Linked DNA regions of Homo sapiens: region 1 is linked to region 2. Evidence: chromatin contacts called from ENCODE Hi-C or POLR2A ChIA-PET data. All regions are on one chromosome and are shown on one strand. Each heading gives the region's core, a stretch centred on a gene start or an enhancer-like site at or near the end of the contact. The rest is flanking DNA. Distances are from core to core; before and after follow the strand shown.

Region 1 (2,882 bases), core at 315-2,814, 35 kb before region 2:
GGCCAGTGCTGTGCAGGGGGCGAGACACTTCAGGGAGCGGGAGGCTCCAAGGACAGAGCTTTTAAAGCAGCAGCAGAAGCCTGGGATGTGGAAGATCTCTGTCTACTCTCCTATTCCTGATGGGAGCAGTCGGGCAAAGCACACCGCTCTTGACTCTGCTCTACAGGCCATTCACATAACAGCAAATTGCTGGGTTTCCTTCATGTCCCTATTAGGAAAGCAAAACATACCACAAAGTATACCCTTTCTCACTAACCCCCTGCAGTGGACCTTAAAATGACCTGAAGGACTGAAAAGGTCATAGAAAAAACATGGTGCTTCTAGGTAATTTCTGATTCCTTGAAGTCAGTCAGTCTTGCAAGTAGCAATTTGCCTTCAGGTTAAGGAGCCCAAGCACGTGTGAAGGACATGGCATATCTGTGGGTCCCCCTGCAAGACTCTTGGTGACCAATGCCTTTGCCCCCCACAATGGGCAAGAGAGAGGAATAGTGGTGGCTTCTTTAGCCTAACTTGCACCTGGCACCACTCTGACCCTCCTGGCCCCAGCTGCGTAAGAATAACTTCGTGGGATCCCTCTTCTGCTCCTCCTGGAGTCCCCTGAGACACAGTGGCCTCACAACTACTGGAGCAGGTATCTGATCCTTTCCTTGTCCCCATCCTCCCCTTCCTTGCAGCCCTTCTTACTGCCCTGGACAGAGGTGGCTGTGTATTTTTCTTCATATTCATTCTTAAGGCTAAGGTGGCAAGATAAGGTGCTCAGTGGAGAGCCAAATTGTAGATTCCAGGGCTGCCATTTCAGTGCTCTCACAGAAAACAAATACAAAAGAAATGGAAAAGGGGCAGAGAAGCAAAAAAAAAAAAAAAAAAAGCAGTTGGGCTCAATAAGAAGTTATATACTCCAAGTTTGGATTTCAAATGTAGTCTAAACCCCTGAAAACAGGGGGTGGGGTAGGGTCGTAAAAGCCACAAATTAGCCTTCGGCACAGGTCTGTGTTGTCTGTCAGCCGGGTAGAGGGTGGCGCTCAGCAGCTCTCTGAACACGTGCCTCCAACGCGGAAGCTGGCTCTCAGGCGGGCAGGCACATTCTCACTGAAGATAAAGAACTCCGCATGCCATCACCCCTTCCTCACCACAACCCCGCGAAACAAAAGCTATAAACACACACAAGTCAGAGGATCTATAAACCAGTGGGAGAAAAAAAATTAGATGAAGGTTAACCATTAAAAAGCTGCAGTTGGGAAAACACACACTCGATTGTTACATCAGAAAGTGCCGTGGGAAGAAGAGCCGTGTGCTGGTAAACATGTCCGCGCTCAGAACTTGACATGCAGAAAAGAGAGAGCGCCAAGTCCCACCTGAGATTAGAGAGGACTGGTTTTTAGTGTAACACACTTTGTTTTAAAATATCACTGTCCTCTTCTTGCCCCAATTGCTCCTAGAACGTCCCTCTGTCACTCCCCTCCCGGGCCAGCCTAGTCCATCTCCATCGACATGAGCCTGCGGCGCTCGCGCCGTGTCTCCTGAACCTCCTTCTTACAACACCAGTGGGAGCTGCAGTACCCGATGAGACAGGACAGGAGCCCGATGACCGTGGACAGACCGACGCCGATCAGCAAGGGATACTTGAAGGCGTTCAGCACTGGGAGGGAGAGATCAAAGGGGAAGCCAGTCAGTGCTGCGAGGGAGGCCGCTTTGGGGGCACCCTCGCCTCCCTTCCCCACTGGAGCAGGATCTCCCGAGAGATAAGGTCTCATTCCTCCTGCATCTAGCACCTAGCACACCACTGGAGACAGGAGAAGCTCAGCCTTATCTGTCACAAAAATGAGCAAATGTCTTCCTACCCAGCTCTGCGGGGAGAATAAAAACCACAAAGAAGATTTCACTCGATGCCTTTGAATGTCAACTTGCTTTTTAGGGTTTTGGCAAAAGATTGATTTTTAAAAGTCAGTATAAGGGCACCGCACGTTCAGCAGCAGATGCATCCTTAAAAAAACCATGCATAAATCAATCCTATGCATCAAATAACTGAAGTGTACTAAGGGAGCTATTTTAAGTAACACTATACTAAATTATCTAGCAAAGTGAATAATCACTCCCCTGTTTGTTAAATCTGGGTTTTTATACGGAGTTACTTCAAGCAAGGAATTCCTAAGATGCAAAATATGGTACAGATGATTTAAGTGTCAGAAATGCACAAACACCATTTAGACTCCACCCTTGAAATCCCACCTTCCTTTCCCCATAAGTACCCATGCTCCTTGGGTGGACGCTGCCACTGGGCTAGGTGCTTTACGTTTGCTAAGGTTTAATTTTCGAAATAGCCCCATAGAAGACTATTATCCCATTTTACGAGAGAAAATGGATCAGAAAGGCTAAGTAGTCTGTGGAAGAGCTAGGGCTCCAATTTCCATCTGACTGATCACTAGGGAAACACTCAAAAGGCTTTTACTCATCCTCGGAGGCCCCTGGACTTTAATTCTCTTTATGGAGTTATTTCGACTAACATGTACTTTCTGAAATTTTCCACAAAGGAGACATGTTTTTTGTAAACCAAGGAACAACTGTCCCCACTCTGGGATGCTCAAGGAACAAAGCTCTGACTGTCTAGTTAGGTTGACCCTGGTGTTCATCGTGGGCCAACGAGGCTGGGAGCTCATCCTCCCATCTTGGGGCTCCGTGAAGTACCCACTCTGTGCCACTGACTCCAGAAGGAGTCTCTTTTTTTTTTTTTTGAGATGGAGTATCCCATTGTCGCCTGGGCTGGAGTGCAATGGTGCGATCTCGGCTCACTGCAACCTCCACCTCCTGGGTTCAAGCAATTCTCCTGCTTCAGCCTCCGAGTAGCTGGGATTACAGGCACCCGCCACCACTCCTGGCTAATT
Region 2 (2,867 bases), core at 26-2,525:
CTCATTTAAGACATCTGATAGCAGAAGGAGATGGCTTAATGTGCAGATTAACTAGCCATTCTGCTAGGTTCTCTGTTTTAGACATATACTAAATTGGATCAACACAAAGCATCATTTGTCCCCCATAGTAATTGAGCTTCTTACAGAAACCCTTCACACACTTAAGATTTATGTCCTCAGCTTTTATAGAGGGTGGATATAAGAAACATCCATTTAAACCATCATTTAGGGCCTTTTGTAAAAGAACAGTTGAAAGCCCTGTCTATTATCTTTTCCAATGCCCCAAAATGAAAAAGCACATGATAAATTCAATGCCAAGAGAAAGTTTGTCTTGCTGAAAGAGTTAATGTTTTCCTTCCTCAGAGGAGAACTGTATAATCACATCTTTTTTTTTGTCTCAACTCTTCAGAACTTCAGAGGCAAATTCAGTGCTCAAATATAATAACTAATTCATACCAACCACCTTGCAATATCTATTCTTCTTTTACCCTTTTGATCTTGATTTTATGTCTCCTGCTTTAAACTGTACCTCATTTTGCAAGCCAACTTAAATCTTTTTTTTCTTTCCCTTTAAAGTAGGACATACATTCTAAGTAAAAGAGGTTTTTTCTCAACATCTAAAACATTATCATGATCCTCTCAGTGGCTGCAAGTGCTCTGGACTTGCCAGGCCCATTCATGTCATTGCCCCGTCTTCCTGCTTAGCACAGTGGAACTCTAGAAGACCCCAATCAGCTTCAATCCCCTCACCTAGCTCAGTACACAAGCCCCAAGCAAATGAAGACAAGAACTACCCAGCTCTTAGGACTATGCTCTGGAGTTTCAGGAATGAAGCTGAGTCCCAAGGCCAAAAATATTTTCACATTGAACATTTAATGCATATAAGGTCCTTAGTCCAGTGCCTGGCACACAGTAGATGCTCAATAAATGGTAATTATTCATTTTAATCTGTCAAGTGGCAAAACTGAGTTTTGCATTTTACCTGTGTAGCAAACCAACTCTCTCGAAAACTTTTCTGTGACAACATTCCAGAGTTACATGACCTAAGACCACCTATATCAACAGAGTGCTTGTCAGGTTGTCTGTCTATCTTTTTTGGTCACTTCTCGGTTACCTTATATTGGTCCCAAGTTGTATGTGGTATGGTATCCGTACGCATATACATGCACATTACATATCTAGAGACAACCATGGAGTGTCAGGCCAGGCTCACTGGCTTCTGGACAGAGTCCAGCGGGGAAGTCTTTGAGAAGGGTCTGCTGCTATGCTCATGCCCTACCCGCTCCTGACAAGTGTCCAAGCAGCTGTAATGGTCTGAGTCATAGGCACAGGGAAGGAGGAGAAGTCTTAAGAGGAAGAAAAAAAAAAGAATGCAATTGTTTTTCATACTACTCGCTCTTTCGTTAGGTTTACTCAGGGGCAAATATCTCTGAATATCCTAGGAGTTGAACATTACTGCTTTCTTAGCAATTCTAGCTTTCCTATGCACATATTTTAACAAAATCCATGTGTGGGTACTGGTTTATTTACCCGTTCAGCTAATATTTATTGAGTGCTTATTACATGCAAAGCAGCAGGGAAGGTGCAGGTTCTGTATCTGTTAGCATCAGTCAGGAAAAGCACACTGATGACTTTCACAATGGTAGTAGCACTCCAAAGGAAAACAAATGACGGGATCCTTTGGATAGTAACTGAGCCTTTTCCACAATTTAGTCTCTTTATTTCTTTTCACTCTCTGGAGAACACAGCTACCAACAAATCCCTTCCAGTTAAAGGAGCCCATTCCTCCTAGAGCTCCGCTCCTGTTGTCTGACAGTCCCTGCATCTCCCCCCGGGTATGCCGGGATCAATGCACACGTACTTCAAAGAAGCCTCAAATTGGAGTGCAAGCAGCACTTTCAATTAAAAAAAAAAAAGTCCTCGAGTTGGGATTCAGAAGCTGAAGGGGGAGCGGGTACGGAGAGCCAGTGCTGGGATTTGACAGCACCATACAATACACTAAGGATCAGAGCTGTGAGACAAATTCAGCTCCAGAGATGAAAAATCTTCTTTTGGTGCTGACAACATCTGTTTTATTTTGAAGGTTGCTAAGGAGAGTTCTAGCTGGGCCAACATTGTTCCAGTTCAGTACTTCATAGTGACTCTCTTGCATGGGGTTCAGACGGCAGGAATAAAAAGCTTGCCAGATAAACCCCGCTTCTTTTACTTTTCAGATATCAAAGGATTACTTTGCTAACAGGGCTGATGAACACCCTGCCTCGTCTCCATCGGAATCGGATTGTCCCTTCCGCTTACTCTCATTGCTCTTCTTCTCCCTGCCCCCTCTGTCTCCACTGGCCAACTCCCCATCTTTGCCAAATAAAGGCTTACTGGGGAGGAAAAAAAAAAGGAGAGCGAATATGCCACTAACCCAAGAGAAGATTTCCATGCAGAGATAAGGAATAGATAAGTATGAGTTGGAGGTCATAGCAGAAGAATCAGACAAAGGAGGAAATGGTTTCCTGGCCTTTAAAGATCTGTTTTGCCTGCTAATAATCAGAGCAATGCCAAATGCCTTTATCAGGGCTCAGGCACTCACGGACAGTAGAGAGATCAAAACAGGGGGGAATGTGATGAAAGGCCTGTCCCATCTCTGTAATAATGGAGGTGGGGAGCGAAGCTTTCCACACCCAGCTTGACCCCATCCCTCCTTTGATTACTTGCAATTACAAGACATAACAAAAATTAGGAAAAGTTAGTGTACATTTTGCCCAGAGGGCAAACATTTAGGGAAAAAAGAGGTAGGGGAAAAGGAGCTTAGTATAAAGTAAGAGGACATGCCAAAGATCTCCACATATACGGCAGGTTGTTATAAAATGGGTGGCAAG

The links. A loop is a pair of places that touch in the nucleus more often than their neighbours do. ChIA-PET counts read pairs that join two places held with the same protein, here RNA polymerase II (POLR2A). Pooled maps may share reads with other maps.
Region 1: a map of heart left ventricle shows a loop between it and region 2 (5-fold over the local background). The contact joins two enhancer-like sites. A Hi-C loop is called at or near these places in 3 of 168 maps with a recorded cell type or tissue (heart left ventricle, right cardiac atrium and sigmoid colon) and 2 of 50 pooled maps. POLR2A ChIA-PET finds 5 or more read pairs at or near these places in 8 of 52 experiments (CD4-positive, alpha-beta T cell, CD4-positive, alpha-beta memory T cell, activated CD4-positive, alpha-beta T cell and 4 more).

What each region holds. Positions count from the first base shown.
Region 1 is chr1:116,985,558-116,988,439 of GRCh38, reverse strand. PTGFRN (prostaglandin F2 receptor inhibitor) reads right to left here. Exons shown (of 9, transcript NM_020440.4): 9 at 1-1,639. The coding sequence ends at 1,473. Among named protein-coding and RNA genes, the nearest start is that of CD101, 15 kb to the left of the region's middle. Within about 2 kb of position 1,564, at least 5 of the 41 ENCODE cell types and tissues checked have a DNase peak (open chromatin) inside an H3K27ac peak, as active enhancers do.
Region 2 is chr1:116,950,164-116,953,030 of GRCh38, reverse strand. The region is part of intron 4 of PTGFRN (prostaglandin F2 receptor inhibitor); the gene reads right to left. Among named protein-coding and RNA genes, the nearest start is that of PTGFRN, 42 kb to the right of the region's middle. Within about 2 kb of position 1,275, at least 5 of the 41 ENCODE cell types and tissues checked have a DNase peak (open chromatin) inside an H3K27ac peak, as active enhancers do.